Linked DNA regions of Homo sapiens: region 2 is linked to region 1. A link is a contact called in ENCODE POLR2A ChIA-PET data. All regions are on one chromosome and are shown on one strand. The core of a region is the stretch at or near the end of the contact, and the rest is flanking DNA. Distances in the headings are between cores, read along the strand shown. Region 1 holds the start of LOC105371372 (a long non-coding RNA gene). Region 2 overlaps USP10 (ubiquitin specific peptidase 10).

What was found. ChIA-PET counts read pairs that join two places held with the same protein, here RNA polymerase II (POLR2A).
Region 2: POLR2A ChIA-PET joins it to region 1 with 11 read pairs in PC-9. The contact joins two enhancer-like sites. POLR2A ChIA-PET finds 5 or more read pairs at or near these places in 2 of 52 experiments (PC-9 and WTC11).

The regions. Positions count from the first base shown.
Region 1 is chr16:83,924,294-83,931,495 of GRCh38, forward strand. MLYCD (malonyl-CoA decarboxylase) reads left to right here. Exons shown (of 5, transcript NM_012213.3): 5 at 1-2,738. LOC105371372 (a long non-coding RNA gene) reads right to left here and starts at 6,916. Exons shown (of 2, transcript XR_007065147.1): 1 at 6,313-6,916; 2 at 1-5,810. Within about 2 kb of position 2,823, at least 12 of the 41 ENCODE cell types and tissues checked have a DNase peak (open chromatin) inside an H3K27ac peak, as active enhancers do.
Region 2 is chr16:84,738,351-84,745,552 of GRCh38, forward strand. USP10 (ubiquitin specific peptidase 10) reads left to right here. Exons shown (of 14, transcript NM_005153.3): 3 at 1,959-2,019; 4 at 6,283-7,202. Among named protein-coding and RNA genes, the nearest start is that of USP10, 42 kb to the left of the region's middle. RefSeq lists an enhancer at 342-391 and a silencer at 1,353-1,647. Within about 2 kb of position 3,081, at least 7 of the 41 ENCODE cell types and tissues checked have a DNase peak (open chromatin) inside an H3K27ac peak, as active enhancers do.

The DNA.
Region 1 (7,202 bases), core at 1,573-4,072:
GCAGGTGTCTCTCCGGAGCAGTTGAGTAGAACAGCTGGCGTCACCTCTTCATGTTGACGAGGGGAGATGAGTGGCCCAGGCAGTTCCTAGAGCGGGGGAGATGGAGTGGGCCGTATCCCACCCAGCAGGAGCGCTTGCTTCTGAAGCTCCCGTGCGTCTGTGACAGAGGCTTGAACCCCCGGCTTGTTCTCTCACGTCTGTTGCCGTAAATCTGTCTCCATCGCCTGGCACATAGGAGAGGCTTGGCAAATATTTTTGGTTCACTGAAGAAAGGCAGCCCTCACTCCTGCTGCTCAGACAGCACCCCCTGAACGTGAGTTACTGCCTCCTTGAGCACTTTCGCAGGAGAGAAGACCAGAGAGCTGCCTTCAAAGATGCCAGAGCCATGTTTATTTAAGCGGCGCTGCTCCAGAGAGAACTGGCCATTTGCAGTCTCCACCCCAGTGTGGCTCACGATGCCACCTCTCCTTGCCAGCTCTCACCGAGGCCCCCGGTGACCTCCTAGGGGGTACATCCAGCCAGGTTCCCCCTCAGCAATGGCCAGGGGCCACCGTGGGCCACACTGCACTTCCCAAATGCTCCCGGCACTGGCACAGATGCACACCCTCTTGGCCATCCCCACCTGTGCTCCGCCACTCTTAGTCAGCCATTCCTCTCGGCTTCCGGGAGTCCCCTCCTTCTCTAAGGATCTCACCCCCATCCGTGTCTCTGCTGTCTCCTAACTACCGATAGCAAGGGCACTAGTGCCCCTGTTTGCCGGGGACAGGCCCTGTCTGGGGCCCTGGTGTGGCATCATTGTTAACAGAGCTTCTTTTCACTCTGAAGTGTTCAGTTAGGACAGTCACTTGCACAGTCCCCTCACTGGTGACACAGACACCCCATACCTGTGTGTTTCCCCTGCATAGCTCAGCAGCAGCTCAGGCTCAGCACGGCCAAGGCTGAATGCAGATGCCCTCCCTCCAAAACCTGGCCTCCTCCAGCTGTTCCTTCCTGGCGAGGCCACCTCCAACTGTGTAACACAGAAGCCTGGGTGCCATCCCTGGGGCTCCCCTCACCCCCACCTCCCACCCGTCCCCGGGCCCCTGGACAGACCACTGGCCTTGTTCTCTTCATTTCCCTGGCCCAGGTTACAAAGTCTCCTTCCTGATTATGTGCATTAACTAACCTCGCAGGTGCTCTGCCCACCTGCCTACGCCAGACTCTTCCAGATCCTTCTCCACCCCAGCAGGCAGAGTTGTCATTGTGAAATGCAAATCAGGTTCCATCTCTCCTCTCCTTTCCTACCTCCCACCATCCCCGTCACCCTCCCTGTCACACACAGCCCCCTCCGTGGCCTCTCAAGCCTGCTGTGGCCTGACCCTCCCCTCTGCTTTTCCAGGCCCTCCTGGCACTGTCCTCCCTCAGTCTGGGACTCCCTGTCCTCCCTCCTTCCTGCGTGGCACATGCTCCTCCCTCTTCTTGAAACGCTCTCCCCTCCCTGCCTCCCAGGCAATGCCCACTCTGCCTCCAAAGTTCATCCATCGTCCTCTCCTCAGGAAGATTTCCCTGGTGGCTTGACTAGGTCACAGTCCCCCTTTATTTGCCGTCTTCTCACTGGGGCCTCTCCTTCCTGGTAGCTTCTAAACAAGGCAGTTTCATGTGTGTATCTCCACTAGACTAGACGCTCTCTGAGGGCAGGGACCCTGCTTCGCTTCTGGCCCGAGGTGGCTGCAGGGTCTGCAAGATCATCAGGGCCCCCTCCAATGTGACACTTGCAGAGGGGACCCCTGGCCTGGGGCCACGCTGGTTACTTGGGTACACTCCTTGCCCAGGGTTCCACAGCCCCTTAAAGGCAGGGTCTTTCTGGCCACGCCTGGCCCTGGTCTGGCCTCCCCAAGGAGCCCTGCCGCTGGGGGTGCTGTGTGGGAACAGAGCACAGGCCCTCCCTCCCAGAGCCCACGAGATCTCACTTTCTCCAAGCCCAGCTCCCCAAGGACTCAGACCCCAGTTGCCCTGCACTGAACGCTGGCTTGCCCTAGCTCACTCGGACCCCACCCTGCACTGGGAAGGAGGGTCCCTGTCCCCGTTTGACGGGTGACGACACTGAGGCCCAGAGAGCTGAAGGGGCTGGCCGAGGGGACGGGCTTGGGCGCTTCCATTCTCACACTGCTGCCGTGACACCTAATCCATCCGGGGAAGTTCCCTTTAAACCCAAAAGGGGACGGTGAAGCCACACGCGGCCGCCCTTCTCAGGAGCCCACTTCCACCTCTCGCAGGCTAGACAGCGTTCCCCAAGTCCCCCCTTGAGCTGGGTGGGCTGCCCAGCTGTGAACACAAGGACACCTCCGATTTCGTCCTGTGAATGTTGATATTAGTGGTCCCTTCCTTCAGGGGCTGTGGGGATCTCAAAAGATAAGGCAGGTCTGGAGTCCTGCGCGGTACCTGCCGCATGGCAGGCTCTTTACGGACAGCGCAGGGACGCACTTTGATGCTGAAAATGAGTCTCTGGGACAGATGGATCCCAGTCTGGGTCCTCGCAAGCGCTGTGCACCCCGTCGCCGCGAGATGGCGGTGTTGCGCCCCTCCAGCCTCCTCTGCTCTGCGCTTGGGCGCTGAATGTTAAAATTCCTAACAGGTGAATCGCTTGAATCCGGGAGGCGGAGGTTGCAGTTGGCCGAGATGGCGCCACTCACTCCAGCCTGGCGACAGAGCGAGACTACGTCTCAAAAAAAAATAAAAATAAAAAAATAAAATCCTAACAGGTAGCATACCTGCACTCGGAACTTGCACAGCCGCTCCCCACTCTCTCACAGGGATTAGGTAACGATACTCAGAGCTAGAGCAGGCATTTGGGACTGCCCAAACCAGCTGCTCTTCCTGCTTTCTGAAGCTTCCCCGGGGGAATCTTCTGGCTCCCAGTCCGAGCCTCCTGTGGTCAGCTCCTCCTTGCCCAGTCGTCGTTTGCAGTACAGCAGGGGCGTGGTCATTTGCAAATGTCCCAGAGGGCCCCCTCCAGTCGCTTCACATCGGTCTCAAGTCGGGCTGACTGAGGGCATGACTTTCTGTCTCAGGCATGGAGCCCAGATCACAGATCGAAACTCCGCTAAATCTAGAGGCCACGGGTCCCAAACACCAGTCATTTGCTGAGCACTGTCGCAATTTTTTTATATCCCTCCCATCAATACAAGCTGGATTTTTTTATTAAGTAGAAGCTAAAAGTAAAAAGTAATATAAAAACAAAACAGCATTAAACTTCAGTTAGATACATTTGCTTTCTCTCTTCAAAAAAATCGGGGTTGGCGGGGGAGGATTAATAAATGTTAAGGTTTTTTAAACGTATATTACCAAACAGACTTTCTCTTTGAGGACTCAGAAAGTCCTCAAAAGACTCATAAAGGAGCAAGAATTGGAAAAGGATTAAATGAGATTATTGCTTCGTCCAGGAGCCACCAGATTATCACACATCTCACACCCTGGGCAATCCTTTGAAGAATTTTGCCTCTAGACATGCAAAGTGCACTTTGCCCTGGGTTTATCTAAGTCCTGCGCTGTCGCCCAGGCTGGAGTGCAATGGGGCCATCTTGGCTCACTTCAACCTCTGCCTCCCAGGTTCAAGCAATTCTCCTGCCTCCGCCTCCTGAGTAGCTGGGACTACAAGCACACACCACCATGCCTGGCTAATTTTTTGTGTGTTTGTAATAGAGCCAGGGTTTCATCATGTTGGCCAGGCTGGTCTCGAACTCCTGACCTCAAGTGATCCACCCGCCTTGGCCTCCCAAAATGCTGGGATTACAGGTGTGAGCCACCACGCCCGACTCTTAGAGATGTGTTCTGGAAACCCCAGTGATAAGCACTGGGACCAGAAGGAGAAGCTACATGCAGGTAGAAGCCAGACCTTGGCGTCCTGGGAGGAGGAACTTCCCTATGTGACCAGGAGTTGGGGCACCCCAGCAGAACCTGGCCTCTGCTTGGCACAGTGGCATTGGGGACCAGCCAAATCCTGCAGGCCTTCCAGAGCTCCAAAATACTTATTAAGCTTTCACTTAAAATCTCATTTGTAACTGCACTGGAAGTGGCCAATTCACAAGTGTGATGCATCAGAGATTAGCACGTTGGAACCACCAACATGTCACCTTGTGGTGTGAGGTCATCTCGACTTCGTAAGCCCTCAGCATACCCAGGCTTCTCCCAAAATCTGTGAGTTGCAGCAGCCACAGAGAGAACAGTCTGAAACTCTTATAATTTGCAGCTTTTTATCTGTATGAATCAGAGCTCCTGCCCATTCCTGTGCAAGCACAGACACAGGCTGGCTTAGAAACCAGCAGTGGACATAAACCTCTGCTGCCCAAGTGTTGCAATCCTCAAAGCAGCCTTGTGGTTGAAAGTGGAGATTTTTACCCACGACCTCAGGATCATGAAGGCAGCACCTATGGTAAAGCAGTCGATTGCCAAACCTCTTCTGAAAGGAATGTGGGGCTTTCACAACAATAATCGGCACTGGCCTTAGACCCAGGCAGGAGGGCACCTGCCACAGACCCCACGCTTGAGAGGCCCTTACGTGTCGCAGACCCACACGCAGGACTCCTATGTCCCTGGGATACAGCACTCAGTGTTGGCCCGGACTTAGCGTCCACTCTCGCACAACCACCCCCCAAGCCTCGAAGAAACACTGTCTGCGTCTCCCGCTTGACAACTTGGAAACAAAAGGCCACTTCATCTAAATGCTGTAAAGGCAGGTAGGTTGTGCATCACCAACAGAGACAGACATTGCACTGGAGTAGAGGCAGGGTCTGAGAGGTGGAAGAGCTGAGGTGAGACAAGAGGTGCAGTCATTGAATTGTCTGGTCCTTCCTCTCTGATAGCAGGAGTCCAAGAGCCTCTTGCCTGACAAAGTCCAGCTTGCCATGGTGCAGGTGTAATTTATGAATCTCACTCGACTGCATTCAGTTACTCATCCAGACGGTGCCAGCCCATCCATACGATGCACAGTCATCTCTGACATCTTGCTGACCCTTAGGCACATAAAAACATAGCTGTACCCAGTTTTTTTCCAACTGTATTGTTAGACAGGACAGAGGCTAGAAAATATTTTATTAGGACCCAGAGATGGGTCCTGAGCCTGGCATCGTCACTTATGAGCTGTGTGGCCATTACTAAATTTACAATAAGTAAATGTGTCCATTTTGGCTGGGCGTGGTGGCTCATGCCTTAATCCCAGCACTTTGGGAGGCCAAAGCAGGAGGATCACTTGAGCCCAGGAGCTGGAGACCAGCCTGGGCAACATAACGAGACCCCCATCTCTACGAAAAATAAAAATAATATTAGCTAGATGTGGCAGTGAGCACCTGTAGTCCCAGCTACTTGGGAGGCTGAAGTGGGAGGATTGCTTGGGTCCAGGTGGTCGAGTCGACAGTGAGCTATGATCGTGCCACTGCACTCCAGCCTGGGTGACAGAATGAGACCCTGTCTCAAAAAAATAAGTAAATGTATTCATTTTAATGTATAAAAACAATGTAAACCAGTAAAATTAATTTTTTATGTAAAATTTTTCATCTTGGCCTTCAAATGAGGTGTTTGTTGTTAAAACGCTTCTGTGGTCATTTGGTAAACAGAGTTTGAAACTTGAGCAAGACGATTAGCAGGCTCTGCCGAACTGCGCTGCTGACGCTGCAGGCTGAGCTGCCTCCTCCCTGGCCCTCATGTTCATTCTCAGGTCGGCTGTCAGTGGCTGCTTGCAGTGGTGACAATGCTGCTGGGTGCTGCTGGCTGCAGGCACCTCTTGGAATGAGCTGTGATTTTTGTGTCTCCTTTTGCAGCTCCGACTGGAAAGCCTGCATCAACACAGAAGGACACTTGCTCCTTCTGATCTGCAAAGGCCCAGGTGCCCACAGGCCTGGCCCCGGGGCTGTTCCCACAGCTGGCATGGACGACCCTCTGAACATTTCTGATGTCATCTGCCTTATCTTCCTAGGGTCTGTGCTGTCCTTAAGCAGCAGCGCTATTCACCCTGGGATCTGGGGCAAAGTGCCGGTGTCCACATGAGGAGGGGTAGGAGGTGTCCCTGGGGGTGGGGAAGCAGTGCTGGGTGGACATCGCTGCCCAGAGGAAGCGGTGGACAGACGGGTGTGCATTTCTCCTCCCTCGCAGCGGCTGCCCATGCAAGGGCAGCTCTTAGGAGAATAACCACGGGCAGACAATGAATTATGGGCAGAAATATGGTGGTGAGGGGGTCTCACCCCTCAAGGAGGGTCCCACCCAGAGCTCCCCACAAGGCCAGCAGCCTCCTGAGCCTCATTCTCCTGGTGGAAGGCTCCGAGCTGACCAAGCCCTGACCTGATTCTGAATGTGTCGAGCGGTGGAGGAGTGTCAGTCCAGCAGGGGAGTTCCACGGAGAATTTCCTCCCTTACGGGAAATGGGATGGAGGCAGGACAAGTAGAAACCTCTGTCCCCACAGCCAGCAGGGCCGCCTGGGAGGAGGCACAGGGAGGGTACCGAGGTTGGTAGAAACCTCCATCCCCAGGGCTCCCACATCCTCACAGCCAGCAGGGCCACCTGGGAGGAGGCACAGGGAGGGCACCGAGGTTGGTAGAAACCTCCATCCCCAGGGCTCCCACATCCTCACAGCCAGCAGGGCTGCCTGGGAGGAGGCACCGGGTGGGCACCGAGGTTGGTCTGGGTTTGAGCCCTGCGCCAGCACCTGCTTGCGTGTGACCGTGGGAAAGGCACATCCTTCAGCAGTTGTTTACTGAGCACCTACCGTGTGCAGGGCCCTGTGTACCCATCATCACAGCAACCCAACCTGCCCCTTGGGCACACCTTGGCAAGATGTGCCCCTTTTCCAGGTGCTATCACCGAGGCTGCAGTTGCTCCGGAGGAGCTGCAGCAGAGGACGGGAGCGGGGCCGGCTGGGCCCTCAGGCAGAGCCACCCTGAGGCTGCCCACCACTGACCGGGCACCCCAGCAAGCCCAGGGCAGGACTTTGTGATGCGACAAACGGCCCAGCCTGGCCTCTTGTCCCCCAGCTCCCCTGTTACCACGTCGGGGGGGTGTCCCCTGGGGGAGGGCCAACCCCAGTGTGTCCACTCCTCCCCGGCCAAACTGGTCACCTCTGTCACCTCTGCTGCACCCGGCCCCTTCGTTGTCAGGTAAGGAGGGCCTGGAGCAGGGAGGGGCAGGGGCTGCTCCAGGAAGGGGTGAGGTGTGCTGGGGGGCCTGGTAGGGC
Region 2 (7,202 bases), core at 1,831-4,330, 810 kb after region 1:
ACACAGCTTTCTGTCACCAGGGGGCATCCTAGTGTCATTAACAGAAAAAGAGGGCATTCTATGTATCAGTTTCTAAACTGTCTTCTTTGACCACAGAGGGTTTTGAACGAGATGGAGGCTTCCTGAGACACACATGGCCGCTGTGTCCACTGCCCTTATAGACCCACCTCTCTGCTCCAGGTGCCTGCCAGCATCAATGCTGGTGTGTGGAATGGTCTTTGCCTTGCGGGTGCCAAGGCTAGTGTAGCCCATCTCAGCATACAGAATGCTTTCTTCTGGGTGTCAACGTGATGCGTACTAGGTTGCCCCCTGGTGGTGGAGATAAGTGCAGCTGTCAACTCCTGAAGGTGTTGGCTTCTTTTGAATTGCCCTGTGTTTTCCTGTTTGTCATAATTCTCTGGGAAGAGAACTTACTGCGTTACTAGCAGAGAGAAGCTTTTATTGCTGTGATTATTGAATTGGTGTGCTGAGATCTCATTGGAGAACTCAGCTGAGGAAGCCAATCAAGCAGCAGCTCTCATACAGTATTGGGCATGAGACTTACCTAGGAGCCTCTGAACTTTGCGGCCCTAGGGCCGTTCCTGCACTGGCCTTTGTACTGCAGTGAACAGACTTTGGGAAGTGCTGCACCAGAATGTCTTTTTGTTCTTTTGTTCTGCCCTCAGGTAGCAGTTTATCTCTCTGCTTACCTTACCCCTTTTCTTCCTAAACCTTTTTTTTTTTTTTGAGACAGAGTCTTGTGCTGTTGCCCAGGCTGGAGTGCAGTGGCACTATCTCGGCTCACTGCAAGCTCCGCCTCCCGGGTTCACGCCATTCTCCTGCCTCAGCCTCCTGAGTAGCTGGGACTACAGGCACCCACCACCATGCCCGGCTAATTTTTTGTATTTTTTAGTAGAGACAGGGTTTGTTTTTTTTTTGTTTTGTTTTGTTTTGGTTTTTGAGACAAAGTCTTGCTCTATTGCCCAGGCTGGAGTGCAGTGGCGCGATCTCGGCTCACTGCAACCTCCATCCCCCAGGTTCAAACGATTCTCCTGCCTTAGCCTCCCAAGTAGCTGGGATTACAGGTGCCTGCCACCACGCCCAGCTGATTTTTTGTATTTTTAGTAGAGATGGGGTTTCACCATGTTGGCCAGACTGGTCTAGAACTCCTGACCTCAAGTGATTCACCCACCTCAGCCTCCCTCATTGCTGGGATTACAGGCATGAGCCACCATGCCCTGCCCCTTCCTAAACTTTCTTACACCCAATGTGTCCATTGGAAGCATTTCCAACTCTTAAATAAATGTTATGGAATAGCTAGGAAGAAGAAAAATTTAAGTTATTTTTGAGATAACCTTTCAGCTTTTTACAAAGAAGTCAGACAGTTCCCATTCTGCTTTCTGTCTGCCAAACAAGGAATGTGACTTCTAGCTGTTAATGTAGTTAATTAAGGCACTGTGTTAAAAAGGGAGCTGCAGTCACCAGGCTTTTTGTTTATAGTGCGCTTTCCTCTGCTCTCCGACCATGGACCTGGTCCCAGCCTCTACTGGCTGTGTTGCAATGTAGTGATCGTGAATAAGAGGTGCAGTCAGGAAGAGTCATCTTCGCTAGTGCACAAACAAAAGTGTCTGTGGTCTGGATGGTCAGTCACTGACATCCTGTGGAAAGAAGGATGTATCATAAGCATTTCATTGTAGCTGATTTACATGTCCATTGGAGTTCATTTTTATTCCTTTTGGCTTCATTTTCGGATCTGTTTAATAGTGATAAATATTTGAAAGCATTTCTATTGTGTTTTTTTCGTTAAATGAAGATGATTTAGATTGCACTGACTCTTCATGTATGTTATTCTGCTAGAAGTAACGGCATGCAAAGTTGTATGGATTAAGAGTTTTAATGAATTGTTGCCTTAATTAAATGGTAAGCGTTGGTTTTAACATTTTGTTGAATTAAAATTTGTTTTCTGATTCCTTGTGCAGCTTCCTCCATACAGTGGAACAGTTCTGTGTGGCACACAGGCTGTGGATAAACTACCTGATGGTAAGCTAGTTCTCTCCTTATTTCCCTGAAGGGAATTTGGCCATACGTGCTGGGTGGGCAGGCTACCTGTAAACATTGTTTCCCATTTGAATAAACATTTCTTTGTAGCTTGAAGTTTTTGCTGTAAACTGTAATGTATTTAATTGCTGAATCACTTTGACTAGTGAATTGGTTTTAAAGCGTATCCTGTGCTTCGGAGTGCCAGCCATGTAAGATTTAGTTTAGGAAATGGTTGTTGAGTTCTTTTTTTCCTAACAGTTCTGAGTGCAACAGGTATGTTACTCTTCATCAGCACATGCTGGAGTTGAAGCGAACTTTGGGTCTTGTTGCTAAGCAGCCTGCTGGCTCCAGCGCCAGCTAGCTTCTGAGCCTGTGTTCTTTGTAAACTAAGGGGCAGCTGGCATCTGTTGTTCTTGCAGTTCACATTCATGTCCTGGTCTGTCGCTGACTCTTGGGAACTCAGGTCAACTCTTCACCTCCTGGTCTGTTACTTTTTTGGGTCTCCATCACAGGCACTAAGCTGATTGCCAGAGATGGTGCTTATGGAGATGCAATGATTTTGTATTGCTTAAGTACCCAGCGTTGGAATACCAACAAGGTTGTTTAATTATTGATTGCAGGCTGCCCTTGCACAATTCAAACTTGTCGAGATCATTTTTCAATCTGAATCACTTTAAAGGCCCTTACTGGCCTCCAGGAAACTGATGCCAAACTTTTTCTTTGAGAGTTAGAGGTTTGGATTCCCTGTTCAGTTAGCATGGTCAGACTTATGAAAGGGGTTTTAATTACAATTTAGGCTTCAATAGAAGCCTTGAAAAGACTAACCAAACGTTTTATCTCCAGTAACATCAGGGAGTGATTATATCTAAAATTTTAGATTTATAAGAAATGTGGGAGACCATAAGGGAAAGAGCAGATCTAACAATAGCTTAGGACAAGTAATAAAATGAATGAAGCTTGAGGGACCGGGAAGCCGGGCTGCTCAGCCTCCTGAGCCACCTTTTAATTGGCTGATGTCAACCTCTCAGACATCTGAGTCAGTGGGACTTCCTCTGTCACTGTGTGCTTTGCACGTGGTGAGCATGCTGCTCATGTTGAACCAGTGCTTACAAATGCCCCATGATGTTCCCATGCACATCACTTCTTTGAGTTCACCCTCCTCCCTGTGCAGTGGGCACCACCAGCTCCCCCAGCCTCTGGAGTTCTGCTTCCCCCTCCCTCCTTCCAGCCTGCCTGCCCTTTTCAGTGACTGCTTCTTGGCCCTTTTTCTCCATTCTTTACTCTGTTCCCTCTAAGTCCTGCCTTTTTTCTGCCAAAAACACGACTGGAATCTTGCCACCAGTTTGCACAGTTAGTGACAGGCCTGCTTTTCTCTGCAGCCTTTCTGGGTATCTTGTGTTTCCATGACATTAGTTTCTCTTCCAGTGCCTGTTCGACTGTACAGAGCCTGTGGGCACTGTCATGGACCTGCCTCTCTTTCCAGCCTGCTCAGCTGCTGATGGCAGGATCCATTTCTCTGTGTCTGTCACTGCGCCTGTAGTATCTGGAATGTTGTAAGCCCTCAGTACATTTGTTGGATGAATGGTTTAGGATGCTTTATTCTGCTCCCTCCCACTACCTCCAGCTGCAGCAAGCCCTTTGCAGAGGCACCTCATCGTGGCTTCCCTTTTAGATCTCGGCCTTTTCTATTTTTGTGTTTTTTAATTTTTTTATATTTTAATTTTTGTAGGTACATAATAGGTGTATATATGTATGGGGTACATGAGATATTTTCATACAGGCATACAACAAGTAATAATCACATCAAGGTGAATGGTTGTCCTTCACCTCAAGCACTGCCTGTTTTAGATGTTCCTAAAGCTTGAGATACCACTCCTTCACCCTGCCCTTAGCAATTCAGTGATCCATCAAGTTCCACTGACCTCTCTAGTTTCTGATAGAAGTTGATCACTGTTTCCTGCATCCAGAAGAATCCTTTTTCTAAAGCTATTCACAGCTTTCTCTCCCCTCCCTCCATGTTTTCATTCTCAGTTGTTTGTATTTGTCTCCCTAATAAATGTGAACTCTCTGAGCAGGGCCCTTGTGTCACTAATCTCTGTATATTTCCCTCCCTCGCCCCCTGCCTTGTAGTCCAGTCCTCTCTACTGCATGTACTGCAGTGAGCAGCCTTGGAGAAATGCTGTGTTAGGATTCGTGGTTTTAAGAGCCTCTGCCTGCATTACCTGAGTATTGAGTTTCCATCTTCCTAATGTATTGATTGGGTTGTTGAAGCCAAGCGTGCAGGCCGTCCTGCACTTCGTCTGCCTGGCACATTGGGCTCTGAGCTCTCTGCCATGCGGTGCAAGGCACATGGCGTCCATTGTGAGTGTTCCTCCATAAGAAGAGGAACTGTGCTGGCTAGGAATCTGCCTTCTAGTGAGATGATCAAACATGGTATTGAGTAAATGTTTGATACTAATTATAACATACTGAAATGGTTCTGTTCACGTTACATCACATTCTAGAATGTTTTATGTTCTGATAAGATTGAGAATTGAGATGTGTACAGCACATCTGTGTCTTAGAAATAATCAGTCTTGCATAAGCTGAATGACACAACACGTTCTAGTTTCTAATGTGATTTCACAGCCTTCAAAGGGCAGGCTCCACATGGAGCCTTCCGCCCCAGGCACACCCGTTTCAATCTGGGGAGCCTTGACGGCCCCAGAACATCAGGGAATAGGGGATGTATGGAACCAAAATGAACAGCCAGCCCCTACATATGATAATAAATTCATTTCCCCTTGATATTCTTTTCAAAGTAAGGAAACAAAAAATAAATAGTAGCCAAAGGAATTAGATGGTCGTGACTTCATGCATAAACTTGCTGTTAGGTGTAATCGTCATCAGTGTTCTTTTCCAGGAACTTTCTCTTGTTGGGGCAGGATTGTGCTGCCACCACCCTTCACCCCCCACAGTCGGGGGCTGTGATTCTAAAGCATACGAAGATTCAGGAGGCCTCGGGAGGCTGTGTAGCTCCAGCCTCCTGCACACTCACTTGCACGTAACTGGCCCCTCTCAGCGTCTGTATTTTTTCTTCTACAAAAAGATTTCTAGGGGTCCTTTCAAGGTAAAATATATTCAGTTCTCCGCAGTAGAACACCGTTCTTTGGGTATTAGTTTCTTTTCTTAAGATAGATGCCTTGAAAAAAAAATTGGCCCCTTAATGCTAGCCTGGAAGAAATCTTCATGCATTAAAGATGAAATATAAGGCATGTGTCCTTCCCTTAACTTCAAAATGTGTAACTTTTTATCAAATATAAGGTGACATTGATGCTTGATTTCTGTTGAAAGACACAATTGATTCTAAAACTTAACCTGATTTCAGAGGTGTAAACTATAAAAATACGTCTGTCTTAGCAGGAATGAATTATGTGGATTGTGGTTAACTGGGAAGGAAGTATTGAAGGCTTCCCAAGAGATATTTAAAAGTTCACAATTCTAACTTTTTCTTTTGGTATTTTTGGAAGGCTTTACCACCCATGGGGTTAATCCAGTGTGAATTTATTTAGAGGACGTTTGCATGTGTTCATGTCAGGGCCATTTTTCAGACTTAATTGAAGGTTACCAGCGGAGGAGACCAAGAGATAGAGAATTCAGAAGAGTGCTCTGAAGTGCGCTTTTATATATAGGATTCTTTGTTGTTGTTGTTGTTGTTGTTGAATCTTTTTTTGACATCTTTTTTTTTTGTTTTTAAATTTATACTTTCTAATTTCTCCTATCCAGTATGTATAGGATTCTTTGCGTAGTTCATGTTTTTGGAATTAATCAAATCACGTTAACTACAGAAGCTGATTTAACCATGTTTTAAGTCCCTAAGTTAGTTGTCATGATCTTTTAAAATTTAAGTTGTCCAAAATACATATTCCTTTATCTCAGGCATAAGGCAGCTATAAGAAAGTCAGATTCCACTGGGGGGTATTTTTAAAATTGGCAAAATATTACTTGCTTTTTATTACAAATTTATTTTAATTTCTACCTTCTGAAAGCCTTCCTTAGCTAGAAAGATAAGTACAGGCTTCTGCTTTTCATATCCCCAAATTAAATAATAATTTTATAGTTGTTTCATTTTCCGCAAATTGTTCAGCGTAAGTAAAGGACGTAATAGATTTGTTGATTAGGAAGAGAACTTAAGGTTTTTATTTTCAAAGAGAAAGTGAGTAATTACTGGTACTTAGAGTTTGTAGAACTGGGTTCTTAACTAATAGTTTTCTTTCTAAACAGGACAAGAATATCAGAGAATTGAGTTTGGTGTCGATGAAGTCATTGAACCCAGTGACACTTTGCCGAGAACCCCCAGCTACAGTATTTCAAGCACACTGAACCCTCAGGCCCCTGAATTTATTCTCGGTTGTACAGCTTCCAAAATAACCCCTGATGGTATCACTAAAGAAGCAAGCTATGGCTCCATCGACTGCCAGTACCCAGGCTCTGCCCTCGCTTTGGATGGAAGTTCTAATGTGGAGGCGGAAGTTTTGGAAAATGATGGTGTCTCAGGTGGTCTTGGACAAAGGGAGCGTAAAAAGAAGAAAAAGCGGCCACCTGGATATTACAGCTATTTGAAAGATGGTGGCGATGATAGTATCTCCACAGAAGCCCTGGTCAATGGCCATGCCAATTCAGCAGTCCCGAACAGTGTCAGTGCAGAGGATGCAGAATTTATGGGTGACATGCCCCCGTCAGTTACGCCCAGGACTTGTAACAGCCCCCAGAACTCCACAGACTCTGTCAGTGACATTGTGCCTGACAGTCCTTTCCCCGGAGCACTCGGCAGTGACACCAGGACTGCAGGGCAGCCAGAGGGGGGCCCCGGGGCTGATTTTGGTCAGTCCTGCTTCCCTGCAGAGGCTGGCAGAGACACCCTGTCAAGGACAGCTGGGGCTCAGCCCTGCGTTGGTACCGATACTACTGAAAACCTTGGAGTTGCTAATGGACAAATACTTGAATCCTCGGGTGAGGGCACAGCTACCAACGGGGTGGAGTTGCACACCACGGAAAGCATAGACTTGGACCCAACCAAACCCGAGAGTGCATCACCTCCTGCTGACGGCACGGGCTCTGCATCAGGCACCCTTCCTGTCAGCCAGCCCAAGTCCTGGGCCAGCCTCTTTCATGATTCTAAGCCCTCTTCCTCCTCGCCGGTG